Regions from separate parts of the Homo sapiens genome. Here region 1 is linked to region 2. A link is a loop called in an ENCODE intact Hi-C map of the cell type or tissue named here. Cell type or tissue: heart left ventricle. All regions are shown on one strand.

Region 1 (5,000 bases), 91 kb after region 2:
AGTATTGAGTTTTATTCTAGAACAGTTAAATTATTGATGGGTCATCTTGCTCTTTTAGAGACTTAGTTGTAGGTTTTATCAGAGAGAATCTCTGGTTTTGCTCTTAGTCCTAGGAAAAATCCCTTAATCCTGAGATAGGGTCTTTCTTCCTAAGTCATGGCTGTTCTAGAGTTTCATTAGAAAGCTTTAGGTGTTCACAAGCACCTCTAACTTGGTTGGACTGGAACTCTAAACTCTGTCTCCTATATGGTGGGCAATTTTTGACATCTTTAGTCAGTTCTACCAATCTGTTGGTTCTCCCCCTCTGGGCTCCTTGGAGTATTGCCCTGTGATTGGTCAATCCAGGGACCATCCAAGCGTCAGAAAGGAACATTTATGCAGATTTAGTTCCCCCACTTGTAGCTCCCTGCTTCCCAGTATTTCTCATCAATTTCTTGCTTCTCTGGCAACCTCAACCTCTGATTCCTGAGGCCAATAAAACTGAAACTTTCTGCTTGAGCTCTTGTTTTGCCAGGCTGATGGGGCTGAGGTGCACCCTCTGAGGAAAAGCTGTAAATACATGGATTTTACCCAATGCCATTCCCTTCTTTTAAGGGTTGAATATTCTCCAGTGTCTGTCTGCTTTTTATTACTTTCCGTTGCCTTCAATCAGTTGGTTTTTGCTTTGTATCCAATACAAGCTACTTTCTGTTTCTCTAAGTTTCTCTCCCTTTCCCCGCTCTTTTTCCTCCCTCTTTTTTTCCCGTCCCTTTCTGTCTCCTTGCCTTCCTCACTGCTGCTATCTCTGTCTCTCCTTGCAGGGGGAACCTGGCCCTAAGGGAGACCCTGGTGAGAAGAGCCACTGGGTAAGCTCTGGCCTGGCACTGGCCTCTCCCTGCCTTCTCAGCCCTACATGCTCAAGAGAGTATTCCCTCCCCAGGAGGCCCTGGGAGTGGGAGCATCCCATCCACATCCCCACTACAGCCTGGTCTCCCAGGCAGGAGCCTTGGCAATTATCAGCCCCAACTCCTTCCCCCATCTTGTTGCTCCCAACCGGGCAGGGCCAGCCCTATCAGCAGACCCCATGCCTTCTGTCTCAGTCTCTGTCCCTGTCTCCACCTTCCCTCTGTGGCCTTTCCAGGCCAGGGTGGCTCTGCCTTTTCCTCCTGGGTGGTTTGGGCTGACCCAGGCCAGACTGCATCCCCTGCCTCCATAGCCCCCTCCCAGCCAAGGCTTAGCTTGCTCCCTTGTCTGCAGAACAAAGGGAAGAATGAAGACAATATCTACACAGGAGAATGGGATAGAGGACCTAGGAAAGGGGCCTAGAAATGATGAGGTACATAGGAGCCACGTGGTAAAAAGGACAGGGAACTAGATACCACCATACACATCGGAAATTCATGAAGCCTGTGAAGAGACGCCTCGAAACTGCTATGTACACGTTTGATGTGGTTAATGAGGCCAGGTGACCTAGACTCCTCTATACTTAAAGGACCTATAGTTTACACAAGGTCCTAGACACCATCACATACATAGGAGACCCATGATGGATGAGAAGGGAAGCCTAGAAACTCTCACATATACAGGAGACAGAGTAAATGAGAAGGGGACAAGAAGGGGGAACTAGAAACCACACACCGCAAAATCTCATGATTAATGTGGGGTCCTAGAAACCTTCACAATCGTCCGGGATGCCGTGGCTCCTACCTGTAATCCCAGCACTCTTGGAGGCCGAGGCGGGTAGATAACTTGAGGTCAGGAGTTTGAGACCAGCCTGGCCAACATGGCAAAACCCCCATCTCTAAAATACAAAAAAATACAAAAATACAAAATTAGCCTTAAAGGTTTGGGCTAAAAATACAAAAATTAGCTGGACATGGTGGTACGCACCTGTAGTCCTAGCTATTCAGGAGGCTGAGGCAGGGGAATCGCTTGAACCCAGGAGGCAGAGGTTGCAGTGAGCAGAGATCGCGCCACTGCACTCCAGCCTGGGCGACGGAACGAGACTCTGTCTCAAAAAAAAAAAAAGAAAAGAAAAGAAAATAGAAACCTTCACAATCATTGAAAATCATTGCAGGGGAGGGATTTTCGGGTTAGGACCTAGAAATCTACTCACCCAAGAGACGTGGGGGAAAGACGAGGACCCTAAAACATACCATACCCAAAAGCCCCACGACACAGGGATCTGGAAACCATCACTGACAGGGGAGACATCTGGAAAATGGACAGAGTGGAGGCAGACACTCCTTCAGGAGAGAGAGACAACTAGGAAGCTCTTTTTGGCGGTGGGGGGGATTGTGACTCCCCCTCCACATGCAGTCTGGCTGGGACACCCTACTTCCTGGCAGTCACAAGTTAGTGAGGATGTGGGTGGCACCCAGTGCCTGCCTTGCCCTCTTAGTTCTTGATTGTGGGGTCAGTGATGGATACAGCCGTGGGAGCCCCCTACCCTGCACGAGTCTTCCCCTGTGTCTGCCCATGACTTCTGGTGCCCTGCTACCTCTCCAGTTAGCCTCTCCTGGCCCCTGCTGTCCTGAATCTCCTCCTACCCCATACCCATCCTCCGTAGCTCCAGAGTCTCTTAATACTGCCAGTATGGACATGAGCTGAGCTGGGATCAGATAGACCCATGCAAGCCTGGCTCTCTGCCTCCCCTAGGCTAATTACTGGCCTCTCCCAGAGGCCCTTGGTCTGGGAACACATTTACCACCCAGTCCAGGAGGGGTGGGAGAGATTGGGCAGTCCTGTCCCTTCATGAGAATCCCCGGCAGGATGCCCTGGCCACCCTAGACCAGTCCTTGAACCCAGAACCACCTGTGGGCTCCCCGCAAGAGGTAGCAGGGCCCCTGCCCACCCACCTTCCTGCCCCTCTTCTACCTGCACTTCTGCCCCTGCTTGCTGCTTGCCTGGGAGGGGACCCACTGGGCTGGGGGCTGCATGAAGCTTTGGGGGCTGGGGGAACAGCTCTGTTGGGGACAGGTGGGAATGAGGTTCAGTGCTGGCAAGGTCCCCGAGGGCTCCTATGTACACTTCACCAACCAACTCCCTTAGTGCAGCTTGCAGATGCGTTCTGGCTGTGGCCCAGCAGTGACACCTGGTGGTCATGATAGTGCACTGCAGGAACTGGAGTGACTGTGCTGGGCCTGCCCACCTGGATCAAAGCTCTCACCCCTTATTCAGACAGGGAAACTGAGGCCCGACTCGGCAGAGAGAATCCTTGGCAGAGCGGGAACTGGAGCCCTGACTTTTAAGTTCCTAGGGCCAGAGAACCAGCTACCATTCCCCAAGCATCTCCTCCATAGGCACCAGACCTGGAGCTGGGCACTGTTTACACAGATGCAATTCAGACACAGTCCCCACCCTCAGGGTGGTCACAGTGAGGTGAGGGAAAAAAGACCTATAATCAGCAGCTACAGGACTGTCAACTTTATAAACACTTTACACTTTAGCATCCTCCCGGAGGAGCCAGGTGAAGCCTGAAAGGTGCATTAACCAGGCACGGAGTGTCCAGGCAGAGGCGAGGGTACAACAGGTGCAAAGGCCCTGTGGCAAGAGGGAGCCTCGGATATTTGAGGAGCTGCAAATACTTGGAGTGGCACTGTGACAGGTAGAGAGTGGAACAGAGGCCAAAGAGGCCTTCAGGGTGTAGGAGGCCACGTTCAGGAATTTGGACTTTGTTCTAGGGCAGTGGGGAGGCATTGAAGGCTCTAGAAGCAGCAGAGTGATGCGGTCAGGTTTTTTTTATTTGCAAAGAATCCCTCTGATTGCCATGGCGAATGGATGGGAGAAGCAGAAAGACAGTAGGTCGGGGGCTGTCGTGGTCATCCTGGTGAGAGACTGAGCCGGGCAGTGGGTGGGAGCCAGTGAGGACAGACAGCCGTCGATGGAGCAAAAAGACACTTGTGTGCTGGTCTGGCTGCAAAAGGGAGTGAGGAGTCAAGGGAGACTTAAAATAGCAAAAGAGAACCAGGAGAAGCAAGCAGGCTGAGTTTTGTCTGTGGACCAACGGGAGGAGTCTGTGTTACAGCCAAGTAGGGTTGTCCAGCAGGCCCAGACACTTAGATCCGGAGTGCAGAGGGCAGGCCAGGCTGAAGGAGACTGGGTTGTCATCAGTGCAAACATCAGGCCACCTGGTCTGAGGGAGTTCCAAACAGTGGATTTTAAAAACACTTTTCCCCATATTTTTCTTTTTAATTTTATGTTTTAAAAAATACAGACAAGAACTCACAATGTGTCCCAGGCTGGTCTCAAATTCCTGGCCTCAAGTGATCCTCCTACCTCAGCCTCCCAAGGTGTTGGGATTACAAGTGTGAGCCACTGCACCTGGCCTCCCCAATATTTTTGTTTATTTTTATTTTGTTTTTTTCCTTTTTTATTGAGACAGAGTCTCTATCGCCCAGGCTGGAGTGCAACAGCTCAATCACAGCTCACTGCAACCTCTGCCTCCTGGGTTCAAGCAATTCTCGTGCCTCAGCCACCTAAGTAGCTGGGACTCTGTAGCCATGCCTGGCTAATTTTTGTATTTTTAGTAGAGATGGGTTTGCGCCATGTTGGCCAGGCTGGTCTTGAACTCCAGGCCTCACGTGATCCACCCGCCTCAGCCTCCCAAAGTGCTAGGATTACAGGTGTGAACCACTGCACCCAGCTATTTTGCATTTTGATATACAGAAAAGTTGGTACAATGAATGTCATTCTGCCCTTCCTGTAGATGGACCAATTATTGGTACAGCCATGTGTCACTTAATGATGGGGATATGTCCTGGAAAATATGCCATTAGGTGATTTTGTTGTGGCATGAGCATCATACAGTGTACATACACAAACCTAGATGGGATAGCCTACAACACACCTCAGCTGTATGGTGTAGCCAATTGCTCCCAGGCTACAAACCTAAACAGCACGTTACTACGCTAAATATTGCAGGCAACTGCAACACAGTCGTAAGTATTTGTGTATCTAAACATAGAAAAGGTACAGCAAAAATACACCATAAAAGATTTTTGGAGCTTTTTTGTTTGTTT
Region 2 (5,000 bases):
GCTGAGGTGGGTGGATCACTTGAGGTCAGGAGTTTGAGACTAGCCTGGCCAACATGGTGAAACCCTGTCTCTACTAAAAATATAAAAATTAGCCAGGTGTGGTAGCACATGCCTGTAATCCCAGCTACTCAGGAGTCTGAGGCAGGAGAATTGCTTGAACCGGGGAGGTGGAGGTTGCCGTGAGCCGAGATTGTGCCATTGCACTCCAGCCTGGGAGACAGAGCAAGACTCTGTCTTAAAAAAAAAAAAAAAAAGCACAGGAGTCAGGATTTGAGCCCACTCCCAAGCCTGTTTGCTTTCCTAAGAGACAAGATGGGTACATTTAAATTGTGGAGGAAGAAAAGGTGACAGTGAAGCAGGAAGGAAGACCCAGGAGCAAGGGCAGTCCCCTGGGCCCTGGGAATATCAGGCAGAGAGGCTCCATCCTCCTGCAGTCTTTGCTGAATGGTCTGCACTGCAGGGGAGGGCGGCTGGTTTCCTGAGCCATCCCTCTAACCCCCTACAAGCGGCTCCAAGGACAGAGTCTCCAGATCCAGGACAGCTGGTGGCCTTCACATTGTTTTGCGTCTCCCAGGTTCTCTTAATTATAACCAATTTGCCACCCTCAGCAATTCCTTGTTCCCCTCTGCTAATACCCATGAGTTGGAACCATCAGCCGAACTCCCAGCCAAACAGGCTAAAATCACTTCCCTTTCCCATGTAGGGAGTCCTCCAGTCTCTTAGAAACTCGCCTTTCTTCTCAGTCCTGTGAGACGGGCGAGGCCTGCCCTTCTGTGCGCTGACTTACTGGGCTGGGATCTGCCCTAGCGGGAGACAGAATCTGCTCAACTTTCTCCAGCTCCTCCCCGCCCCTTGCACCCCTCCACTCTCCCCCCAACCCCTCCTGCTGACTCTTGGGGCTCTGGCACACTGCCTGCCAAGCACAACCTTTCCTTTTTTTCCTCTCTCTAAAGACAGGGTCTCACTCTGTCGCCCAGGCTGGAGAGCAGTGGCACCGTCACAGGGTAAACTCCAAAACTGGGATTCAGCCTGGGGGTGCCCCATGGGTTCCTGGCTTGAAGCAGGAAGGAACTCAAGAGTGAGCTGACAGTAAAGTGAAAGCAAGTCTATTAAGAAAGTAAAGGAATAAAGGAGGGCTACTCCATAGGGAGAGCAGCGGCATGGGCTGCTTGACTGAGTAGACTTACGGTTATTTCTTGATGATATACTAAACAAGGGATGGATTATTCATGAGTTTTCTGGGAAAGGGGTGGGGAGTTCCCGGAACTGAGGGTTCCTTCCCTTTTTAGACCATATAGGGTAACTTCCAGATATTGCCATGGCATTCATAAACTGTCATGGCCCTGGTGGGAGTGTCTTTTCACATGCTAATGAATTATAATTAGCATATAATGACCAGTGAGGACAACCAGCCATGTTGGTTTTGGCGGGTTTTGTCCGGCTTCTTCACTGCATCTCATTTTATCAGCGGGGTCTTTGTGACCTGTATCTTGTGAAGCCAGTCCTGCCGACCTCCTATCTCATCCTGTGACTAAGAATGCCCAGCCTCCTTAGAATGCAGCCCAGCTGGTCTCAGCCTCATTTTATTCAGCCCCTATTCAAGATGGAGTCGCTCTGTTTCCATTGCCTCTGACAGCACAATCATAGCTCATTGCAGCCTCACTCTCCTGGGTTTGAACAATCCTTCCATCTCAGCTTCCTGAGTAGCTGGGACCACAGGCGTGGGCTGCTACGTCCAGCTGATTTTTTCTTTTTTTTTTAATTATTGTAGAGACAGCGTCTCACTATGTTGCCCAGGTTAGTCTTGAACTCCTGGGCTCAAGTGATCCTCTCGTCTTGGCCTCCCGAAGTGCTGAGATTACAGGCACCAGCCACCATGCCTGGCTCCTTTATAACCTCCATTTATTCATCTAGAAAATAGGTACAGGCTGGGCATGGTGGCTCATGCCTATAATCCCAGCACTTTGGGAGGCCGAGGCGGGCGGATCACCTGAGGTCAGGAATTTGAGACCAGCCTGGCCAACATGTTGAAACCCCGTCTCTACTAAAGATACAAAAAAATCAGCCTGGCGTGCTACTCCCTAGCTACTCCGGGAGGCTGAGGCAGGAGAATCGCTTGAACCTGGGAGGCGGAGGTTGCAGTGAGCCGAGATCTAGTCACTGCACTCCAGCCTGGGTAACGGCAAGACTTCCTCTCAAAAAAAAAAAAAAGAAAGAAAAGAGATACAGCAGTAGTTTCTCATAGGGTTGTTGTGAAGATTAAATGAAATAAGAAAGGTACAATATTTAGCTCAGTGACTGGCCTGTGAGTCCTCAATACATTTTAACAATTTTTATCAGTAAACTCAGGGGACCACCAGGAGCAGGGGGCACCTCAGATTTGCCCTGCCTTTCAGATTGAGAACCCTATTTATCAAACTCCAAGTTTACAATGCACAAAGTAGGGGCAGTTCCCTCCTTAGAGAATAATTCCTGACTTGGTTCCTTCAAGTAGCTGGTTTCCCCCAGGACCTTCAATATGTGACCCCATTTAATAAAGGTATCTATTGACCTTTACTTTCTTAGGGACCTAGCTGTTGGGTGAAAATACCCTTTTCTGCCGACTCCCTGCCTGCAGTGGATTTCCTTATCTGTTGCTTCAGGTAAGGGAACAAATGCAGAATTTGAATGTCCTCATAGTTCCCCCAATGCTGCAGGTGGACAAATAGGCTAAGGCCCCTGGCCCAGCTGGCAGAGGTAAGGAGCTGCCCGCCCGCCCAGCTCCCGCTGCGGCAGAGCCCCCAGCCGCCGCCTCCTGCCGCCCTCGCCTTTCCTGCAGGAGCCGTCCCAGCGCAGGCTTGCTCACCAGCGCCGCCCCGTGGTAAGACTGCAGATCTGCGGAAGAAGGCCAGCCCTGAACCGCAACTGCTCTCAAGCCCTTCCATTACAGTTACACGGATTTTTTGCCCAGCGCGGTGATGCGTGCCTGTAATCCCAGCTACTCTGGAGGCTGAGAGGAAGGATGCCTTGAGCCCAGGAGTTCAGAATCAGCCTGGGCAAAATTGCGAGAGAAAAGAAAAAAGAAAAAAATAATGTCACAGGTGTCCTGACTCTAAACCTGGACATTAGCCCAGGTCTCACTCTCACCAAGCCCTCTAAAGAACTCATTCTATCAGATAAGTGATCAGATGAATTATTCTACCTCCATACTATGAAATCCTATGTCACCATTGAAATTAATGTGGTGTATAATCTCCAAAGGCAATGAAAAAAAAAGAACAAATTAATGTAGTGCTTCTACACACACTGTATCAGAATATCTTACGTGAAAAAAGTCAAAGAACAAAGCATAAGTGTAATTTTTTTTTTTTGGCCAAATTTTAAAAAGAGGGAGGGAAATATATGTATGTGTATACAAAGGCACCAGCAAAGTCCTGCAAGTTCTGTGCCTAACTCTTATTGTGGTCACCTTTGGAAAAGGAAAGGAAGAAGACAGGAGGAGGCCAGGGGCAGTTGCTTACGCCTGTAATCCCAGCACTTTGGGAGGCCAAGGTAAGTGGATCTCTTGAGCCCAGGAGTTCGAGACCAGCCTGGGCAACATGGCAAAACCCGGTGTCTACAAAAAATATAAAAATTAGCCAAGCATGGTGGTGTGTGCCTGTAGTCCTAGCTACTCAGGAGGCTGAAGTGGGAGAATCACTTGAGCCTGGGAGGTCTAGGCTGCAGTGAGCCGTGATCACGCCATTGCACTCCAGCCTGGGCAACAGAGTGAAACCCTGTCTCCAAAAAGGAAAAGAGAAGGTGAGGACACTTACATTTTCACATTTTATTTGATATATTTATATGTGGCTTGAATCTCTTACATTCATGCATTACATGTGCAAGTTTGAAAATAAAGTGCAGGTGGATTATTTTAAAATTTGGAGGCTGGGCCCGGTGGCTCACACCTGTAATTCCAGCACTTTGAGAGGCCAAGGCAGGAGGATCACCTGAGGTCAGAGGTTTGAGATCAGCCTGGTCAACATGGCGAAACCCCGTCTCTACTAAAAATACAAAAATTAGCTGGGTGTGGTGGCGCGTGCCTGTAATCCCAGCTACTCAGGAGGCTGAGGCAGGAGAATCACTTGAACCCAGGAAGCAGAGGTTGCAGTGAACTGAGACGGTGCCACTGCATTCCAGCCTGGGCAACAAGAGTGAAACTCCATCTCAAAAAAAAAAAAAAATTTGGAAAGCACACAAAACAAAAAGAACAACATAAGTCTCTCTCACTGTCACACTGCTCAGTGGAAGCACTGTTAAAAGGCTGGTGCATGTGTTTCCAGCACGCACTAGGAGCACTGAGGAACACTGCTTCCCCTGCTTGCCCCCAGGAAGGGGGCCTGGCCAATGCCCTGGACTAGACATCTATTCTGCTGTCCAGCATCACCCATGCCACTGCCCTGCCCCACCCTGAGCCACTCCTGGAGACACCTCCCAGTGCAGGGAGTCTCCCAGAAGCTTTGGGCCAGCAGAATGCTCAGCTCCCAAGCCAAAATGTCCTTCTCTTTGTTAACTACAAAATAAACATCTCCAGGCCCCCTGGGCCACTTGCAGTACAGATGTTTATGCCTTTGGAAAGAGACAAAAAGAGAAAGACTCTTGCAATTTCTCCCTGAGACAATGGGTGCCAAGTTGGTAATTAACCCTCAGCAACCAGGGCGTCTGATCTTCCACCAGCCAGTCTGCAGCAGGTTGTGGGAGTGATTGATTGGGCCTGTGCTAGAACTTGGTGATTGGTGGGCCTTCCAGGCCTTGGAATGCTCTCCGCACAGGAATGCTCTCCGCACAGGACGCTGGCTGCCTCTTCAAAACTCTAAATGAGGTACTAGGAACCCACCCCTAAGAAGGCCCCCACACTGCTGCATCCCATTCCAGATGAAGGGCTGTGAGCAGCCCTAGCATTCATCAAACCACTCGGGGGAGCCCCAGGGCCTGCACGCAGAGCTGGGAGGAGCAAGGCTGCTGAGGGGCAGGCACTCGGT

The links. Hi-C counts contacts between places; a loop is a spot of excess contacts. Peaks named below come from ENCODE experiments on the same cell type or tissue, not always from the same donor. Only the 100,000 strongest peaks of a DNase experiment are listed, where the experiment ranks them.
Region 1: a loop joins it to region 2, with 3 times the contacts of the local background. A loop is called at or near these places in 39 of 110 quality-filtered maps.

What each region holds. Positions count from the first base shown.
Region 1 is chr22:29,242,645-29,247,644 of GRCh38, forward strand. It overlaps EMID1 (EMI domain containing 1), which reads left to right. Exons shown (of 15, transcript NM_133455.4): 13 at 801-845. Among named protein-coding and RNA genes, the nearest start is that of RHBDD3, 23 kb to the right of the region's middle. In heart left ventricle, a CTCF peak has its summit at 3,084 (motif pointing left); a DNase peak (open chromatin) is centred at 3,067.
Region 2 is chr22:29,151,773-29,156,772 of GRCh38, forward strand. It overlaps a transcript of KREMEN1 not described here. Among named protein-coding and RNA genes, the nearest start is that of EMID1, 52 kb to the right of the region's middle. RefSeq lists an enhancer at 89-872. In heart left ventricle, CTCF peaks have their summits at 2,857 and 3,067; DNase peaks (open chromatin) are centred at 761 and 2,849; H3K4me3 peaks cover 1,235 bases; H3K27ac peaks cover 1,395 bases.